2 separate regions of the Homo sapiens genome follow, and region 2 is linked to region 1. A link is an interaction called in ENCODE POLR2A ChIA-PET data of the cell type or tissue named here. Cell type or tissue: GM12878. All regions are shown on one strand. Links, peaks and the distances in the headings refer to the core of each region. The heading gives the core; the rest is flanking DNA. Region 1 overlaps PACSIN2 (protein kinase C and casein kinase substrate in neurons 2). Region 2 overlaps ARFGAP3 (ARF GTPase activating protein 3).

Region 1 (5,374 bases), core at 259-5,258:
GTGTTCTGTGTTCCATTCCCAGCTGACTTCTCTCAGGGCCCCAGGGTTGCCATGTGGACACACCTTCCTTTTGCCAGTGCTGTTCCCTGTGCCTGGAATTATTTTCCTGGCCTCACCTTTAATCTGGCCAGCCTCCTACCTGTCCTTGAAGATGCCCTTTGGATATTGCGTTCAGGATACCTCTCACCCCCTCCTCCTAGTGCCCCAGTTCCAGTGCCCTGTGCCCAAGCACTGAGTCCCTCAGTAGGTACATGCTTGGCCCTCCGTCTGCCAGGCAGTCCCTCAGGGGAGTGAAGGGATGTCCAGGCACATGTATGCTGAGCATTTGTCTTTGGTAGCTTAGTTTCTGAGTGGAGTGAGCCTGAATTTAGAGGAAGTTAGGAACATAGCTTCATACCTGGTTCAAAAATGAGGATTTTGTGAATGAAGCAATTAATATGTTTGGAAGAAAGCATGCTTATATTCAGTTTCTACCTAAAGTTTTCTGCCATTTGGCTATCCCAAAACAACCTAATGTTTTGAAGAAGTAGAAGAGAGGTTTTTAATTACAAAACTGATAGAGCAGAAATAGTTAACTATATATGTGCTGATTTTAATGTATGATCGATTTGTCAAATATTTGAAAATTAATTTTCTTGCATTGTAAAAACTAGTCATTATTATACGTTTGATTTTTTAAAAAATATATTAAAAAGGGAACAGGCCAGGCGCTGTGGCTTATACATGTAATCCCAACACTTTGGGAGGCCAAGGTGGGAGGATCGCTTGAGCCCAGGAATTCAAGACCAGCCTAGGCAACACGGCAAAACCCTGTCTCTGCAAAAAATACAAAAATTAGCCAGGTGTGGTGGTGCGTACCTGTAGTTCCAGCTACTCTGGAGGCTGAGGTGGGAGGATCACTTGAGCCTGGGAGGTTAAGGCCACAGTGAGCCATGATTGTGGCACTGCACTCTAGCCTGGGCAACAAAGCAAGACCCTGTCTCAAAAAGAAAAAAAAGGAACAAACTTTACTCAAGAAGGCATACAGATGGCAAATAGTCATAAGAAAAGATTTTCAGTATTATTAGACTTTAGAAAGATGCAAATTAAAATCACAATGCAATATTGCTACACTAAGTAGAATGGCTAAAAATAACAAAACAGAACAAAACACCCTGGCAATACTAAGTGCTGGGAGCATGCAGGACAGGGAAGTCTCATACGTTGCTGATGGCAGTGCACAGCTGTCCAGTCACTTTGGGTAGCAGTTCGGCAGTTTTGTTAAACGTACAGTTAACATTTCCATTCCTAGGTATTCACCGAAGAGTCATGGAAGCTTATGTCCCCACAAAAGACCAATAGATGAACGTTATAGCTTCTTTATTCATAATTCCCCCAAACTGAAAATGACCCAAGCAACCTTCAGCAGGAAGAATATGGATAAACCAAAGAGTGGTATAACTACCCAATCGAATACTACTTAGCAGTAAGAAAGAGTGAACTTCTGATAGTGGTATACCTACACAGTCGAATACTACTTAGCAGTAAGAAAGAGTGAACTTCTGATAGTGGCATAACTACACAATCGAATACTACTTAGCAGTAAGAAAGAGTGACCTTCTGACGTAGATAGCAACATGGATCAGTCTCAGAAACATTATGGTGGGTGACAGAAGCCAGTCTCAAAAGCCAGGCTGCATACTGTGTATTCCATATATCCTTGCCATCCTGGAAAAGGGGCAAAAATCATGTCTGTGGTTGCTGGGGGCTGTATGGGGAGGGGATGGGCTGCAAGGGGGCACAAAGGCACTTCATGAGAGATGGAAGTGTCCTGTTCCTTGCTGTGGAGGTGGTAGACAGTGGTATATGTTTGTCCACATTCAGATCTAAGTGTACCCTGTAGTGGGCAGTTTTGCCTGTGTGTAGATTCCATCTCGACCTAGAGAAGCAGCCAGCAGTAGCTCTGCTCCTGGGACGACTGCAGTGCTTTGCCCAGGGAAGTGGAAAGGCCACATTGCTCTGTCCCTGGTGGTTTATGGCGATAGAGACTTCCAGTGATGGCCTTCACCGGCCACCACACAACCGTTTCATTAAAGGGACAGCAGGGCCGATGTTGCTGGGGTGCCTCGGTCCCAACTGTTTGGCATACTGCCCTTCTCCCGTTGGCTCTGTGCTCAGCCAACTTGCCTCTTGTCCCCAGCAGTGGTCACAGGACCAGCACAGGCTCCTCTGCAGCCTCTAGGACCAACTGGGAGCTTATTTGGAAACCTGAAATGTGTACTTACGGAAACACTCTTCCTGTATTCATCACGGATTTCCACATTTCAAGAGTTGTCATGTAAATGTGTATTTGCAGCTCCTGTGTGTGCCGATGGGTGGTACCAACATGTGACTTGTTAAGAAATATCCTTTTCTTTTCCCTAAACCTTTAACCAGTGGTTCTGAAAATCACAGAGATAAGCAGGTTTCAAGAGAGCCAAAATACATGATTTGATGGTGATTACCAATTTGAATACTGTTGGTAATAGGCAGATGAAAACCAGCTCTGGGTTGTGGCTTCATGTCGACTGTCAAGGCTAAGTTAGGGCCGTGTTACCTCAGCTCCTCCTACCACCAGCTCAACGATACTGAGTTGCTTGTTGGGTATTTTTTTCATCCTGCTGTAAATTTCAAAATGACAGTAAGGCCTCATTTTAAGGGAAGCAACCACATAATGTCACTTCCAGTGAGCTGTGAAAATGCTCACTTCCGACTTCCTCACAGGAGCTGCTCTAGTTTGGAGTGGATGCTCAGGTTCAGCTCATGTTTTGACGAGCTGCCGAGCTGCCAGCCTTGCTGGGGGAGGTCTTTGGAGGGAATGAGTAGAGCCGGAAGTCTCATCTGCCTCTGGAGAAGGCTGCCCAGGCTAACCACCTTCCAGGGGTCTTTGCTTTTCACCAGGATTCTGGTTCTCACAGGAGTGGAGTCATCTCAGCCCATGTAGCTCAGCCTCAGGGACAGCCCTTCCTCCAGGTGCTGCAGCCCCCTTCCCTCCCCTTGCCCATCTCTGTGCAGGGCCAGGCAAAGAGATTTTAGAAAAGGTAAAACTGACAAGGGGTTGACTAAGATTTTTGAAGGCATTGGGAGAAAAAGGCTGAAAAGAGATCGTTTTTCTGTCATATTTCCTCTGGGTGCTCAAGTTATCAGCGACTGTAGCCTTTCAAGCCAGCAGCTAAAAGAATGAAACATATCGAACATTTTCGTTTTCACCCCAAATTAGCCATTAACATTTCCTCAGTTACTCTTTTATTACTTATAACTTTGATGAACTAGTTTTTCTTTTCATATACGAAAAAAGGCAGTCAAAACTCAGCTTAGCCCTGACAAAGCTTTGCCATCAAGACAGTCCTACTTGGAACCCTTTGAAAAACTGCCTTTGGGCTGGGCGCGGTGCCTCACGCCTGTAATCCCAGCACTTTGGGAGGCTGATGTGGGTGGATCACAAGGTCAGGAGATTGAGACCATCCTGGCCAACATGGTGAAACCCTGTCTCCACTAAAAATACAAAAACTAGCTGGGTGTGATGGCATGCGTGCCTGTAGTCCCAGCTACTGAGGAGGCTGAGGCAGAAGAATCACTTGAACCTGGGATGCGGAGGTTGCAGTGAGCCGAGATCGTGCCACTGCACTCCAGCCTGACGACAGCGAGACTGTGTCTCAAAAAAAAAAACAATTGCCTTCAGCTCCAGCCTAGCCACTGTGGCTGCAGGATCTTGACAAACCACGTAACTTCTCTAAGCCTTTGTTTCCTCATCTGTAAAATGGGGACACTTATTCCTACTAGGTAGGGGAGACAGTATTTGGAGGTGTAAAACACCTAGCAGGTCGCCTGGCACATGGTAGGTGCTCAGGAAGTGGAAAAGTTTTTACAGCTATGATTGGGAAGTAATAACCCAGCACATGATGGATGACATCAAAGCAGAAGGCTTTGGTTAGATGTCACCTACTCCAGGAAGCCAGCCCCAGCCCCTCAGTCTGCGTGAGGTGCCCGTTTAGGCATCCTCAGCCCCACCCCTTCCTGAGCCAGTCAGCCTCCCTTCCTGACCCACAGCCCAGTTTCTACTTGGTACCCAACCTAAAGAACATTGAGAAGCCCCCGTTCACTGATGTGTATGATCTTATTAATAATAAAAATAGAGAGGCTCATTATCTAACTACACGGAGTGCCTTTCAAACTCTTGGAGAGGGGTGTGGTAAACATGACCCCAGGGGCGCATCAGGGCCTGGTTGGCATGGAGGCCATTTGTGCCACAGCCAAGGACAGGCTGCCCCAAGCCCCCTGCCTCCCAGCTGGTTCTCTCTCCTAGGTCGGGAACTACAAGCGGACTGTGAAGCGGATCGACGATGGCCACCGCCTGTGCAGCGACCTCATGAACTGCCTGCATGAGCGGGCGCGCATCGAGAAGGCGTATGCGCAGCAGCTCACTGAGTGGGCCCGGCGCTGGAGGCAGCTCGTGGAGAAAGGTATGGGGCCCCGGCACAGGTCCTGTGGCCTGGAGGCAGCTACACCCCAGCCGGGGGCTCTGGGCACGTTGTGACCCTCTCTATGCCAGTTTTCTGTCTTTTAAGATTGGGGCAAGAGTGCATTTCCCAGTTCCAGAGCGGGGTGTGATTTTTATGGGGAGCATTAGCGCCCATCACCAGAAGGCACAGGCTCCATGAGCTTTTGTCCACTTTCCTTGGGGACACAGGACTATAGCCCTTGTCATCCATAGGACACACTTGCACTTGCCGAGTTAACTCAGAACTCGGGTAAGTTCCTATCACGTGGAAGGCCTTGCCGCTTGGCACCTTAGTTTCTAACACTGAGAGCTGTTTATTTTTAAACTTGGCCATGTAGCAGGTCAGATAAGACTAGCTGGCAACACCTGGCAGTCTTTCTGAGTTTACATTTTAAGGGAATAATTACAGGTGTTGTATGGCAGAGGTTTCACCCCCTTCTGTCCCCACCGAAAAGCTCAGAAGATTCTGTAGCTTTATTAGTGCCACTGTTGTGTGGACAGGGGCCATGCTTAGAACACACTTCCCAGCAGGGAAGGGGAACTTGACTGATTACAGCCTTTCCGGCACAGAAGCAGAGCAGTGTGGGTTTCTCAAGGTGTGTTTTGGGGCAGGCTTTCCTGTGCTGACCAGCTGTCCTCAGCCCCAGCTGTCCTCAGCCAATCAGGGGAGCCAGGTCCCAAGCAAGCCAGGTCTAGTCCAGCTGCCTGTCCTTTCCCGTGATGCTGACATGGGTTGTTTGTGTGGGCTTAGCACAGTCCTTAGGGCAGGGTATGTGCCCAGGCTGTGGAGCAGGCACGTGGCAGAGGAGGGGCCTAGGATAGGTCAGCTCCCTTGGTCGGTGGCAGTGTCGTCAT
Region 2 (5,374 bases), core at 326-5,325, 60 kb after region 1:
CCAGGGGGTTGGCGCTACAGTGAGCAGTGTTCACCGTGCCACTGCACTCCAGCCTGGGTAATCAAGCAAGACCGTCTCAAAAAAAAAAAAAAAAAAAAAAGAAGTATGCCTTAGATGTTTCAAGGCTTTTTTTTGGTTTTTTTTTTTTTTTTTTTGAGATAGAGTCTCACTCCTATTGCCTAGGCTGGAGTGCAGTGGCAAAATCATAGCTCACTGCAGCCTCAACTTCCTGGGCTCAGGTGATTCTCTCACTCAGCCTCCCAAGTAGCTGGGACTACAGGCAAGTACCACCACGCACAACAAGTTTTTTACATTTTTAGTAGAGACAGGGTTTTGCCATGTTGCCAGGCTGGTCTCGAACTCCTAGGCTCAAGTGATCTGCCTACCTCTGCCACCCAAAATGCTGGGATTGCAGGCATGAGCCACCGGGCCCAGCCAGTGTTTCTTATTAATTTTTTATTGATTTTCTGTTTTTTTGTAGAGGCGTGGTCTCACTTTGGTTCCCAGGTTGGTCTCGAATTCCTGGCCTCAAGCAATCCTCCTGCTTTGGCTTCCCAAAGTGCTAGGATTACAGGCATGAGCCACTGTGCCCAGCCTCAAGCATCTTTTTAGAAACCTTTGCCCATTATCATGATGTTCACAAACTTGTTCCTAAACTTAGCACTGTTGGTTTGACTTACCTGTTCTTATTTCTAAGCCTTCCCAAGGTTGCAGAGTCACCCTCCAAACTCCAGAAAGGAGCTTTCTCATCTCAAGCCATCAGGGGTTGGGGGACATGGGGAGGGAAGGCTCAGATGAGTGGTCATTCGGTTTAGCCAGTGGAGCTGTGAGTTCTGTGCTTGGAACCATCCTTTTTGTATTTGAATCCTAACTCTGTCCCTTGCTACCCATGTGACTTGGGGCATGTTGTTGAACCTCTCTGTGCTTCATTTTCCCCATCTGTAAAGTGTAGACAGCAGTAGTGACTGTCTGATAGTGTTGCTATGAGGGTTGAATGAGATGATGCCCATGAAGCACTCACAACAGGATCCGGAACATGTGGGTGACCAATATCATTATCAGTTAAATTAGGTTCATCAAAGGATCACTCGTATAGGTTTTTAGAAGACCTGTTTTAATTAAGATATGAATTCTATAATTCATGTCTATACATGGATCCTCATGAAGTGGGTAAAAGCAGTTTCTTTTAATTGTTTAAATACTTGTTTTATCATCTTACCTATATTGTAGTATCTGTTAATGATAAAATAGTGCTAAACAAGGTAAACATTAATGTAGCTCCTCACTAATTTGTCAAAAATTCTGATTTACTGGAATCCATTTTGAGATTGATTGTGGACGAAGTGTAGTGGTTCACACTTCTAATCCCAGCACTTTGGGAAGCCACGGTGAGAGGATTGCTTGAATCCAGGAGTTGGAGGCTGCAGTGAGCCATGATCATGCCACACTACCCTCCAGCCTAGGTGACAGAGTCAGACCATCTCAAAAAACAAAGAAAAGGGCCAGGAGCGGTGGCTCACGCCTGTAATCCAGCACTTTGTGAGGCCAAGGCAAGTGGATTCCTTGAGCTCAGGAGTTCAAGACTAGCAACATAACAAGACCCCATCTCTACAAAAAATACAAAAATTAGCCAGGCGTGGTGGCACACACCTGTAGTCCCAGCTATTTGGGAGGCTGAGGTGGTGGGATCACTTGAGCCCAGGAGGTGGAGTTTGCAGTGAACCGAGATGGAGCCACTGCATTGCAGCCTGGGTAATAGAGCAAGACTCTCTCAAAAAAAAAAAAAAAAAAAAAAGAAAGAAATGGATTGCTCGTGAATTAAAAGTAGTCCTGAGTAGAAAGCTTTTCCCCAAATAAAGTTCACAATGACAGAGATGGTTTAATGGACAAATGAGGACTAGTTATTTCATTTTGTAATGCAAGTCTCATAGCTAGTTTTTGTTGTTGTTGTTGTTTTGAGATGGAGTCTTGCTCTGTTGCCCAGGCTGGAGTGCAGTGACACGATCTCAGCTCACTGCAAGCTCCGCCTCCCAGGTTCGCCATTCTCCTGCCTCAGCCTCCCAAGTAGCTGGGATTACAGGCGCCCGCCACCACGCCTGGCTAATTTTTTGTATTTTTAGTAAAGGCAAGGTTTCACCGTGTTAGCCAGGATGGTACTGATCTCCCGACCTCGTGATCTGCCTGCCTCGGCCTCCCAGAGTGCTGGGATTACAGGCATGAGCCACTGCGCCTGGCCATACGTAGTTTTACGAAAATATTAATGTGCATGCTTTTCTCTGTAGTCTTCCTTTTTTCATCAACATGGGTGTTCCACCAATGACACCAATGCCAAGTACAACAGTCGTGCTGCTCAGCTCTATAGGGAGAAAATCAAATCGCTCGCCTCTCAAGCAACACGGAAGCATGGCACTGATGTAAGTCACTGGAGGCTGGATTGTTTCCTTTAGATACATGTTCACTTCATAGAAAAAGTGATTTTTATCCTGAATAGTAAAACTTTTCTACCTGAGTTGTCTTACAAGGAATTAGTGTACAGTAGATTCTTACTATTGAAGTAGTTATGTTCTGTAAATTCATCATGAGTACTGGATTAGTGAATACTAAAACATTGCTCCTAGGAGAAATACAGGATTAGGTTCCTATAAGCTCTGGTCTCATTTTCATCAACTGATCAATACATAACCTTATTTAACATGTGTTTCTATTTAAAGACACCTTTTTAAATATATATTGATGGCTCATGAATATTGAACTCACAGCCAAGGACTATAACTCAGCCCTGAATGAAGCTTATTTAATGCCTGAATTTTCTCCATGAGGCACATCACAGCCTTCATGTGCTTCAGAACATTAGATAGCCCTTCAGTACTGCACTTGAGAGGCATCTTAAAAAATGACATCCTCAATAAAAAGCATGGGAATATGAAGAACATAGCACAAAATAAACTGCAGAAAGGACATTTGTTATGAGAACTGAAACAAGAAGGCAGAGTAGTGTGTCTTGTTCTACCTCAGCTGAGAATGTGCTTCTTGGGCAACTCATTTTTTGCTGCACTATTCTCCAAATGACTGAAAACACCACGAGGACTAATTTTGGGTTAAACGTAAATTTTAGCAAGTAGGTAGATTCATAAATATGGAATCCATGAATAACAAGGATTGATTATCATTTGGAACCTGCATTTAGATATGAAGTCTTTGATCTTTCCTTTTCAGAAATGGTTTATGTGTTTGAGGTCCTTGACTTCCTCAAGGTTTGGAAGCAAAATTTACTGGATGATAGATTACTAAAGTGCACGCAGAGGTCCTCTGTAGGGATGTTACTGATTTTATAAGAATGGAAAGCACCAATCTTTAGGAAACAGGTCTCTAAGGGAAGTGAAAGGTATCAAATAAAATCCTTTACAGGCCGGATGAAATGCTCAGCCCTGTGTTGTTTTTTTGTTCTAGCTGTGGCTTGATAGTTGTGTGGTTCCACCTTTGTCCCCTCCACCAAAGGAGGAAGATTTTTTTGCCTCTCACGTTTCTCCTGAGGTATGTATTATGCTTCACATCATTTTAAAGTGTGCTTACTCTGACAGTTAACAAAAGGTGCATATTTAAAATGTTAGGATGTAGGCTAAGCTCTTGTAACAAGAAGTGCTGAAACATAACTACTGAAGAGAGAAATGACATTATCAACAATTCCAAGGTTAGGATATCTGCTATTGACTGATGGACTTACTTTGCTGTTCTCAACATGTGGCTTCCATCTCAGGGTCTAAAGCAGCTGCTCCAGTTTAAGACTCTCCCAGATTAAGAGAAAAAGACAAGCATCCTTGAGAGCTAATGCCCTATTCTTCTATTTATTTATTTTTGGGGGGACTGAATCTGGCTCTGTTTCCCAGGCTGGAGTGCAGTGGCACGATCTCAGCTCATTACAACCTCTGCCCCCTGGGTTCAAGTGATTCTCCAGCCTCAGCCTCCCGAGTAGCTGGGACTACAGGTGCGCACCAACACACCCAGCTAATATTTTTTTTGAGATGGAGTTTCGCTCTTGTCACCTAGGGTGGAGTGCAATGGTGTGATCTTGGCTCACTGCAATCTCCGCCTCCTGGGTTCAAGCGATTCTCTTGCCTCAGCCTCCCGAGTAGCTGGGACAACAGGTGCACGCCACCACACCTGGCTAATTTTTGTATTTGTAGTAGAGACGAGGTTTCACCATATTGGCTAGGCTGGTCTCGAACTCCTGACCTCAGGTGATACCCCCGCCTTGGCCACCCAAAGTTCTGGGATTATAGGTGTGAGCCACCATACCCCACCACAGATGCCCTATTCTTTTACAGAAAAAGTCTGGAGGGAGCTCCCATCCCTTCTACTTATGTCCTATGAGCTGGAATTTAGTTGCATGTCTTATCTAGCTGCTAGGGAGAACTGAGAATTTATTACTAGTAGTGTGCCACAGTTCAGTTCAGAGCTCTGAAACTGACTAAAAATGAAAACATTTTTAATAGGGGTTTCATTCTCAGTGCCCCAGTTTTGCTGTTTATGTAGTATTATCTCAAAGCTATTGGATGAGTTAATGCAGGTAAAAGTACTTAGTACCTGGCACAAAGTAAGCCTTCAGTAAGTGCTCTAAATATCACTATCTTCATCTTTGTGACCTGATAGCAACAGTGACAGCAATCCATAGTACTTCTGTGGCCTCTCCTCAGATCACTTAGATCTAGGGAAAGTAAAGCCTAAAAGGCGACAATATTTACTATTTGGCCCTTTCTTTTCTTTCTTCCTTTCTTTTTTTTTTTTTTTAAAGACGGAGTTTTCCCTCTTGTTTCCCAGGCTGTAGCGCAATGGCGCGATCTCGGCTCACTGCAACATCCACCTCCCGGGTTCAAGCGATTCTCCTGCCTCAGCCTCCCAACTAGCTGGGATTATAGGCATGTGCCACCACACCTGGCTAATTTTGTATTTTTAGTGGAGACGGGGTTTCGCCATGTTGGTCAGGCTTGTCTCAAACTCCTGACCTCAGGTGATCCACCTGCTTCGGCCTCCTAAAGTGCTGGGATTATAGGCATGAGCCACCACACCGGGCCTACTATTTAGCCCTTTAAGGTAACGTGTGCCTACCTCTGTCTTGGACCATCATATGTTCTGCCAGCTACTCTAGCTCCTCCCAGTCCCACTGGGTAAGGAGCACGATTTGTTGAACTCTTGCTCAATCTATTCTTTAATTTTCTTTTTTTCTTTCGTTTTTTTTTTTTTTGAGATGGAGTCTTACTCTTCTGTCACCCACGTTGGAGTGCACTGGCACAATCTTGGCTCACTGCAGCCTCTGCCTCCCAGGTTCAGGTGATTCTCCTGCCTCAGCCTCCCAAGTAGTTGGGATTACAGGCCC

The links. Peaks named below come from ENCODE experiments on the same cell type or tissue, not always from the same donor. Only the 100,000 strongest peaks of a DNase experiment are listed, where the experiment ranks them.
Region 2: POLR2A ChIA-PET joins it to region 1 with 6 read pairs; 2 of 35 experiments call an interaction of 5 or more read pairs at or near these places.

Annotation. Positions count from the first base shown.
Region 1 is chr22:42,892,564-42,897,937 of GRCh38, reverse strand. It overlaps PACSIN2 (protein kinase C and casein kinase substrate in neurons 2), which reads left to right. Exons shown (of 11, transcript NM_001184970.3): 3 at 4,325-4,481. Among named protein-coding and RNA genes, the nearest start is that of ARFGAP3, 38 kb to the right of the region's middle. RefSeq lists enhancers at 1-376, 4,816-4,915. In GM12878, for the core only: no CTCF peak of the experiment used is centred there; DNase peaks (open chromatin) are centred at 2,627 and 5,120; H3K4me3 peaks cover 727 bases; H3K27ac peaks cover 2,647 bases.
Region 2 is chr22:42,832,402-42,837,775 of GRCh38, reverse strand. ARFGAP3 (ARF GTPase activating protein 3) reads left to right here. Exons shown (of 16, transcript NM_014570.5): 4 at 2,283-2,414; 5 at 3,451-3,534. Among named protein-coding and RNA genes, the nearest start is that of ARFGAP3, 22 kb to the left of the region's middle. In GM12878, for the core only: no CTCF peak of the experiment used is centred there; DNase peaks (open chromatin) are centred at 3,035, 3,345 and 4,465; H3K4me3 peaks cover 411 bases; H3K27ac peaks cover 2,529 bases.